2 separate regions of the Homo sapiens genome follow, and region 1 is linked to region 2. A link is an interaction called in ENCODE POLR2A ChIA-PET data of the cell type or tissue named here. Cell type or tissue: Panc1. All regions are shown on one strand. Links, peaks and the distances in the headings refer to the core of each region. The heading gives the core; the rest is flanking DNA. Region 1 overlaps LOC107985278 (a long non-coding RNA gene). Region 2 overlaps DOT1L (DOT1 like histone lysine methyltransferase).

Evidence for each region. ChIA-PET counts read pairs that join two places held together with the same protein. Peaks named below come from ENCODE experiments on the same cell type or tissue, not always from the same donor. Only the 100,000 strongest peaks of a DNase experiment are listed, where the experiment ranks them.
Region 1: POLR2A ChIA-PET joins it to region 2 with 12 read pairs; 2 of 35 experiments call an interaction of 5 or more read pairs at or near these places.

The regions. Positions count from the first base shown.
Region 1 is chr19:2,028,896-2,033,271 of GRCh38, reverse strand. The region is part of intron 1 of LOC107985278 (a long non-coding RNA gene); the gene reads left to right. Among named protein-coding and RNA genes, the nearest start is that of BTBD2, 15 kb to the right of the region's middle. RefSeq lists an enhancer at 4,081-4,376. In Panc1, for the core only: no CTCF peak of the experiment used is centred there; no DNase peak of the experiment used is centred there; H3K4me3 peaks cover 405 bases; H3K27ac peaks cover 491 bases.
Region 2 is chr19:2,228,346-2,232,721 of GRCh38, reverse strand. It overlaps DOT1L (DOT1 like histone lysine methyltransferase), which reads right to left. Exons shown (of 28, transcript NM_032482.3): 28 at 144-2,937. The coding sequence ends at 2,930. It also overlaps a transcript of PLEKHJ1 not described here. Among named protein-coding and RNA genes, the nearest start is that of MIR1227, 3.6 kb to the left of the region's middle. In Panc1, for the core only: CTCF peaks have their summits at 73, 704 and 903; no DNase peak of the experiment used is centred there.

The DNA of each region.
Region 1 (4,376 bases), core at 141-4,140, 200 kb after region 2:
TCCCATGGCTCCCCATTGCCCACAGCACAAAAACAAAGTGCTCTTGGCTGCCCTGGCACCTAGTTTAGGTTCTAATAATAATAATAATAATAATAATGATAATAATAATAATTATTATTATTTTATTTAGTCTGGGTACAGTGGCCCACACCTGTAATCTCAATACTTTGGAAGGCTGAGGTGGGAGGATTGCATGAGCCCAGGAGTTCAAGGCTCAGAGTACCCAGCCTGCAAGCCTCCCCCTCAAACTCTGCCCTCCTCTCAGTTTCTCCAGCCCCAGCTCCTTCTGGATGCCGGGCCTATGCACCTGCTCCCCCTTCCAGCGGGGCCTCCCCAACATCCTCTGCACCTGGTTTCTCCTCTGCACCCTTCAGCCCCCGGATCTGGGATCACTTCTGGAGGTGCTCCCTAGGAGCTCGGGCCGTGTTGCAGCCGCATGACCATCCGTGAATGTTCCTCGCCCTGGGTTACTCATCTGCCACCCTTGAAGGTGGGCTGAGCTCAGCTGTCTCCTCCTTTGTCCTAGTTTGTGAACTCGCACATAACAGATTGAATGAATGAATGAATGAAGGCACACAGACGGCCCCCACCCGGCCATCCTCAGGGCTCCCTGGCCTGTTGCCCTTGTCCCTTGCCCAGCCTGGCTTGTGTGTAGGAAGTGTGGGAGGTGCCATAGGCCAAGTCACTTCCCTCCCGGGTGGCACCGAGCCCCGCCCAGCCCTGCCAGGCCCCCCCGCTGACCGCTGCCTGCCCCCGGCCGCCTGCCAGGAACAGCTTGTCTTCTGAGCTGCTGCTCTCAATCCTGTTTTTGTGGTTTCCTCTCTGCCAGTCCCGCCCTCTTCCAGTCTCTTCTTGTAGAGTGGCAGGAAAATTCTGGAGCTGGAGGAACTGGGAGCCTTTCACAGGCGGTGACCGAGGCCACCCCCAGCCTCCAGAGCCCAGTCTGCCCCTCTGTGAAGGGAACCACCAGCTCTGGCGCACAGGTGCCCGGGCCGGGGTCTGCCCACGTGTCCCACCGGGTCAGGGGTGGGAGCAAACTGAATCCTTCATGGCAAAATCACCTCTACATTGCAGCAGTGATTCGGGGATCCTTTAAAAAGACAGCAGCACATGCTACTGCACCACACAGATTGTCAGAGAAACCAGGTGTGGGGTGTGGACTGTGCGGAAACCCTGTGACCTTCACAATTTCTTTGAAACCCCAAAGCTGTTCTTTAGAAACATACATTTTTGGCTGTGCGTGGTGGCTCATGCCTGTAATCCCAGCACTTTGGGAGGCCGAGGCGGGGAGATATCTGAGGTCAGGAGTTCGAGACCAGCTTGGCTAACATGGTGAAACCCTGTCTCTACTAAGAGTCAAAAAATTAGCCGGGCGTGGTGTCGGGCGCCTATAATCCCAGTTACTCAGGAGGCTGAGGCAGGAGAATCGCTTGAACCTGGGAGGCGGAGGTTGCAGTGAGCTGAGATTGTACCACTGCACTCCAGCCTAGACAACAAGAGCAAGACTCTGGCAAAAACAAAAAGAAAAAACAAAACAAAACAAAACATTTTTTTTTCCGTGCCAATAGTGCTCCTGCAAACATGGTGAATGTTCCGAAAACACAGGTGCTTTTTGAGACGACGTCTCCCTCTGTTGCCCAGGCTGGAGTGCAGTGGCACGATCTCAGCTCACTACGACCTCCACCTCCCGGATTCAAGCGATTCACCTGCTCAGCTTTCTGAGTGACTGGGATTACAGGCACAGGCCATCACGCCCAGCTAACTTTTTCTGTGTGTGTGTGTGTGTGTGTGTGTGTGCACGCGCGTGTGTGTGTTTAGCAGAGACGGGGTTTCTCCATGTTGGCCAGGCTGGTCTCGAACTCCCGACCTCAGGTGATCCGCCTGCCTCGGCCTCCCAAAGTGCTGAGATTACAGGCGTGAGCCACTGCGCCCGGCCCCAAGAGCCTTTTTTATTTTTTTTTTTTGAGATGGAGTCTCGCTTTGTCACCCAGGCTGGAGTGCAGTGGTGCAATCTTGGCTCACTGCAACCTCCGCCTGCCGGGTTCACGCCATTCTCCTGCCTCAGCCTCCCCAGTAGCTGGGACGACAGGTGCCCGCCACCACACCCGGCTAATTGTTTGTATTTTTAGTAGAGATGGGGTTTCACCGTGTTAGCCAGGCTGGGCTCAAACTCCCAACCTCAGGTGATCCGGCCTCCCAAAGTGCTGGGATTACAGGCGTGAGCCACCGTGCCCGGCCCCAAAAGCCTTTCTGTAAGAAGTGTGGCCAGCGCCAATCCTACAAAGTGAGGCAGCGCTAGAGGAGCGAGGACTCTCTCTGAACCCAGGGAAAGTGGCCTTACAGGAAGCAGAGTGGCTGTGGTAGGCGGATTAAGTCGATTTTCCAGAAAAAGCTAAAACCACGAAGAAAATTGTGCTGAGGTGGCCGGGCGCGGTGGCTCACGCCTGTAATCTCAGCACTTTGGGAGGCCGAGGCGGGTGGATCACAAGGTCAGGAGATCGAGACCATCCTGGCTAACACGGTAAAACCCCGTCTCTACTAAAAATACAAAAAATTAGCTGGGCATGGTGGTGGGCACCTGTAGTCCCAGCTACTCGGGAGGCTGAGGCAGGAGAATGGCATAAACCCGGGAGGAGGAGCTTGCAGTGAGCCGAGATCGCACCACTGCACTCCAGCCTGGGAGACAGCAAGACTCCGTCTCCAAAAAAAAAAAGAAAATTGTGCCGAGGTGCAACTGCCTTGAGCCCCACTGTGGCGAGGAGCAAGCCTGAGCTGGGAGGAGATAAACCAAGAGACCAAGAAATAGTCAACAGACCCGTTCACAGTGCCATCGTTTTTATTTTTTTATTTTTTGAGACGGAGTCTCGCTCTGTCGCCCGGGCTGGAGTTCAGTGGCGAGATCTCGGCTCACTGCAACCTCTGCCTCCTGGGTTCAAGCGATTCTCATGCCTCAGCCCCCTGGGTAGCTGAGATTATAGGCATGCGCCACCACACTCAGCTAATTTTTGTATTTTTAGTGGAAACAGGGTTTTGCCATGGTGCCCAGGCTGGTCTTGAACTCCTGACCTCAAGTGCTCTACCCACTTTGGCCTCCCAAAGTGTTGGGATTACAGGCGTGAGCCACCGCACTTGGTCTTTTTTTTTTTTTTTTTTTTGGTGACAGAGTCTCGCTCTGTCACCAGGCTGGAGTTCAGTAGTGCAATCTTGGCGCACTGCAACCTCCGCCTCCCAGGTTCAAGCGATTCTCCTGCCTCAGCCTCCCAAGTAGCTGGGATTACAGGTGCCCGCCACCATGCCTGGCTAATTTTTGTATTTTTAATAGAGACAGGATTTCACCATGGTGGCCAGGCTGATCTCAAACTCCTGACCTCAGGTTATCCACCCGCCTCAGCCTCCCAAAGTTCTGGGATTGCAGGTGTGAGCCACCATGCCCGGATGGATAATAATAATAACAATTTTATTTAGGCTGGATGCAATGGCTCACGCCTGTAATCCCAGCACTTTGGGAGGCTGAGGTGGGAGGATTGCTTGAGCCCAGGAGTTCAAGAGCACACTGGACAATATAGTGAGACCCGTATCTCTACAAAAAATACAAAAATTAGCCAGGTGTGGTGGCACATACCTGTAGTTCCAGCTACTCGGGAGGCTGAGGCAGGAGGATCCCTTGAGCCCAGGAATTTGAGGCTGCAGTGAGCTATGATCATATCACCGCCCTCCAGCCTGTAACAAACTAAGTAACAAACTTAGTAACAAACTAAGTAACAAACTTAGTAACAAACTAAGACCCTGTCTCAATTAATAATAGTAATAATGGCCGGGCACGGTGGCTCATGCCTGTAATTCCAACACTGAGAGGCTGAGACCAGTGGATCGCTTGAGGCCAGGAGTTTGACACCAGCCTGGGCAACACAGTGAGACCCCCGTCTCTATTGTAAAAAACAATAAAATAATAATAATGGGCCGGGCGCAGTGGCTCACGCCTGTAATCCCAGCACTTTGGGAGGCCGAGGCTGGCAGATCACGAGGTCAGGAGATCGAGACCATCCTGGCTAACACAGTGAAACCCCGTCTCTACTAAAAAAATACAAAAAATTAGCCGGGCGTGGTGGCGGGAACCTGTAGTCCCAGCTACTCAGGAGGCTGAGGCAGGAGAATGGCATGAACCTGGGAGGTGGAGCTTGCAGTGAGCAGAGACCGCACCACTGCACTCCAGCCTGGGCGACAGAGCGAGATTCCCTCTCAAAACAGAAACAAAATGTGTTGAGGACTAATTTATTGCCCCAGGACTGGGAGAAGGCCAGCAGGATGTCTCTCCTCCCTCTGCAGCATAAAAGGACTCACACAAATTTTACTTCCTGCCATTGTCACTAACCACA
Region 2 (4,376 bases), core at 65-4,064:
GTGTCAGCCCCCGGAGCTTCTGCTAGGAGCACCCCTAGGCCCTCCACTCCCCGTTTCGGCGATGACACACTAGCCGGGGCCTCTCACTGGCCGCCAGGAGACGCCTCATGCCACCTGGAAGAAAGGCTGCCATTCACACCAGGTCCGAGTGAAAACAGTCTGTTTATTACAGCGTCTAGAGGTGGGGATGCAGAATGCAGGGGTGCCCAGAGGAAGGGGCGCCTGCAGCCCAGGGGCGGACCGTGACAATGCGCGCAATCCAAATACAGTTCACCCGGAAGACACGGCAGAGCCTCCCACGTTACAAAGGCTGACACAGACCAGCAGCGTGTTGTGTTGGGAGGGGGGTCTGACCACGATGGCGAGGGCAGTCGGCGGGGGGTGGGGGGCCTGCTGACCACTGAACAGACTGACGCATCCTGGGGGCAGATAAATTAAGGGGGAAGTCTTAAATAAGTCACTGTGCGTGCCTCATGGGCCGAGGAGGGGGTATCCTAGTTTTTAGGGTTCCTATCAATTCCTGAGCAAGAGCCACTCCCAGGCGCCGCCCGCCCACCCACAGTCAGCAGCAGCAGCACAGGTCCCCGCCAGCTGCCCACGGAAACTCAGGCCAGGTGCCAGCACCAGGCTCCAGATCCCCAGTCTCCACAGCCACCCTGCCACCCGCCACACACCACCCCTCAGTCTGGGAGTGTCTGAGAAGAACACAGGCCCAGGGCTCAGAACAGGAGGGTGTCCGCAGGCAGCCACCACACTAGTTCACGTGTGGTGACACGCATATGACCCAGTGGGCTCAAGGAGACTTCTGCCTGGGCCAGTGGCTCTGAGACCCAGTGCGTGTCCTGAACATACGGTGGCCTGCGTGGGCAGGAGCCCTGCATGGCCATCTGCAGGACCCGTGATGGCACCCGGACTGCCACTGTCACCTAGAGGGAGGCAGAAGTAATACAGTGTTTAAAGAATGTGTCTTGTTCTAGACCAGGGACTCGGCCGTCTCTGCCATCAACCCTGTGGCGTATCCGGCCCGTGGCGACACAGAGCAGGCTGCCTGTCCTGAAGGCCAGGCTCGGGGCTTGGGGCTCAGGCAGAGGCACAGCACCTTCTAGCTGAGAGCACCAACGTGGGGTGGGGAGGGCACTGGGCACCACTTAAGAGGACAGGTCCGGAGCACCATCTTCAGAACTCAGCTATGTTGGAGGGTGGGGGTCTGAGAGGTTGTTGGGGGCTGGGGGAGGCAGCACCCCCCTCACCAGGCACAAGCAGGGGTCTTCAGGCCCTCCCACACAGGACTCCCCCACCTAGCAACCACAGAAGCCTTTCCTCCGTGGCTCCCTTTGGAGGCCACGTGGTAGGGATGTGACGTGTGTCCATCCTGCCCTTGGGAACCAGAACACAGGGCTGGCAGCTCCCTGGAGGGTGGATCTGTGGCACCTTGGGGAAGGGGCTCCCCGATGCCATCTCACAGGAGCAAGCACTTGAGAAGGTGGGCTCAGCAAGTGCCACACAGCCCAGGGCCAGATGCGGGGAGCTCAGACTCCCAGATCCCATCCTCCAGGGAGGGCACAGAGCCACCACTGCTCAGACAACCCAGGCCCTGACTGCTCAGGGCTCCAGAAGCACTGGAGTGGCCCTGCCTGCCTGCTACACCCCGGCCTCAGCTCCTCTCCTTCCACACCCAGTCCCAGGCACCCGCCAAGGCTGCAGAGTGGGGGGCCGACGTCACCCTGGGGCCTAGGGCCAGAGAGGCCAGGTTTCAGCAGTGCACCCTGGCCCCAGCACACCCACAGCAGCTGGGAGAACCAGCACAGGCTCCAAGGGATGGGTGCCAGGCGTGGCCCTGACAGGAAGGGATGTGGGGCAGGCAGGGGCGCCGGCAGCTCTGTCTGGGCTGCTGGGAGCTGCAACTGAGGGGTCTAGGGTCGGGGCTGACGCTGGGGCCATTTTGTGCACTGTTTGAATAAATAAGGTTTTTTCCCCTCGCTTTTCTTTCCTCTTCACTGTGCATTATACCATCTAAAAATAAAAGCTGTCAAATCTATGAAATTTATAAATTCTCATCACATCTCTATAAAATACTGCCACTCATTAGTGTGACTCTCTCCTGTACAGAAACACCAAGGGACCCACGACAGGCCTGCCCCGCATCGCAGGGCATGCTGCGAGCCATGGACAGCCGAGAAATACAAAAGTAAATGCACTTGTTCAACGTGCCCGCGCCGTCCTCACAGCACCATCGCGCAGCACATGGCCAGCTGCGTCACCGCGCAGGCCCCTTCACATGCAAGGGCGCAACCCACGCCCCGGAGGGTGAACAGTCTGGGGGTTCACAGTGCCGGGGTAAAGGTGAAGAGCTCAGGGCAGGCGCCAGGGCGCTCAGGAAGGGGCTCAGGCCGCGGGGAGGCCTCCGAGGAATGTGGTGGCGACGGGCCTGCCTTTGGTACGGGAGCAGCGCGTCGGGGGAGCCGGCCGGGCGGCGTTTCCGAGAACGGGGTTCGGCGTTGTCAGCGTCTAGTCAGCACCAAGCGGGTGGAGGCAGGCGCGGGCCTGGGGACGAGATAGCACCGGGGCAGGCTGTGGCGAATCCGCTGGCGGGCCCGCCCTGCAGACACGTGTCTTTATATAGAGCTCTCATATATAGATATTTATATTTCTCAATAAGTTGCCTTTTACCACTTAGATGGAATAAAATAAGTCAGAATTGTTTATACTTTTTAAAAAATGATAAATACTTTATCTAAAACTATCGACAGTACAAACTGGACCAGTCCCAGCCTCCTGCGGCGCGTGCCGCCGATTCACAGTGGAGCTCCCGTCCGTCCTTGCCTCTGCCGTCCAGGGGTGGGAGCCCGGCAGGCCGGCGGGCACCATGCCGCGGGCGCGAGTTGGTCCACACCGTCCTTGCATAGGTCTCGCGGTTGAGGTAGAAATCCTAGTTACCTGCAGAAGGGCACAGCGGGAAGAGCGGCCTGAGGTTACCATCGCGCCTGGGGGAGCCCAACACTCACCCAGGCTGGGGACCGAGGCCTCCCACGAGCACACACGCCACCTGGGGCCAGCACCATGACAGGCATAGTGCCAGCTCCTCTAACCACAACAGACGACGGGCGTGCCCCGTGACAGACCAGGGAGCCTGACACCTGGACACGCCGGCCAAGCTCCAGCCTTCCTCCAAAGGAGACACACAGCCGAGTCCAGCTAAAGCCACCCTACCTGCAGCTCATCTCCTAAGAGACCCAGCATAGCTTGTCCAGCCCGCAGGTGCCCGCATTGACCCGCCAGGCTGACCAGCCCTGGCCACAGCCTCCGCCTTGGCTCCTGGCTCCCAGTCCTCCTCTCCTTGCCCGGTGGGCTTTGGACTCGCCCAGGAAGGCCTGTGTCCCAGGGGCCCCTGAGGCAGAAGGCCAGGGGCAAGCAGAGGGCACCTTTGCACTACGCCGCCAGGCACGCCATGTCCCTGGAGGGCACGGGTGGCCAACTGCCCTCAGGGGTCAGCGGCCACAGTCTCCACAGCCTCTTGGGGGAGGAGTGAACAGGACATTCCCTGAAGGCCTCACATCATCAAAATCACTCCTGCTTCCAACTTCCTTCTGGTCTCAAAGGTGGGCACCGTCTACACTAACCTGCCCAGCTTGGTGCTGACATCTGAGCAGCTGAAAGCCCCTCGGCTGTGGGCCATGACCACAGGGCAGTGTGGCCATCAGCCGTGTCCAGCAAGGGGGCCTCAACACGCAGGGCACAGAGCTTGCCTCTCGACCCCGCCGGGAACCCATCAGCCCCCAGGCAGGCAGGGCACTTGGGGCTTCACTGGCTCCCTATGAGGGCATCCGAGGCTACTGGCCAGACAGCCCCGACCAGAGGCATCCAGCCAGCCACCCTGGCTCTCCAGGACCTCTGCAGCCGGCACCGTGCCTGCTACATGCTGGGCGCCTGGGGAACAGCACCAAGCCACGCCACCCGTCATGAGTGACCTGGGCCTGGTGCGGATGGAGCCCTGGAGACTGCTCTAGGAGCTAGAGCTCCCAGCCCCCTGGCCTGGCACCCCGTGAGCCTCGCCCACAGGGGCTGGCACAGCTGCCCCCAGGGCTGGCCTCAGTCCTGCGGCGTCACCGCAGGAACCCAGCTGCGGGCAGCTGGAACCCAACACACTCAGGCCACTCCATGGCTGGTGCCCGTCCTGTAGTCCCTCCTCTCGCGACCATCTCCCTGGTCTCCCTGGCTCTCTCCCTCTTCCCTCCTCAGGACCCCCGGAACTTCTGCCGAGCCCTGTGGCCGTCTTCTCTGCCAAAGGAAGGACAGTTCAGTGTCTGGAGTGAGCCACCGCGCAGGGCTCTGGCCTTACCTTACACAATACGCACTGCTAGCTAAGCAAGGTCTTT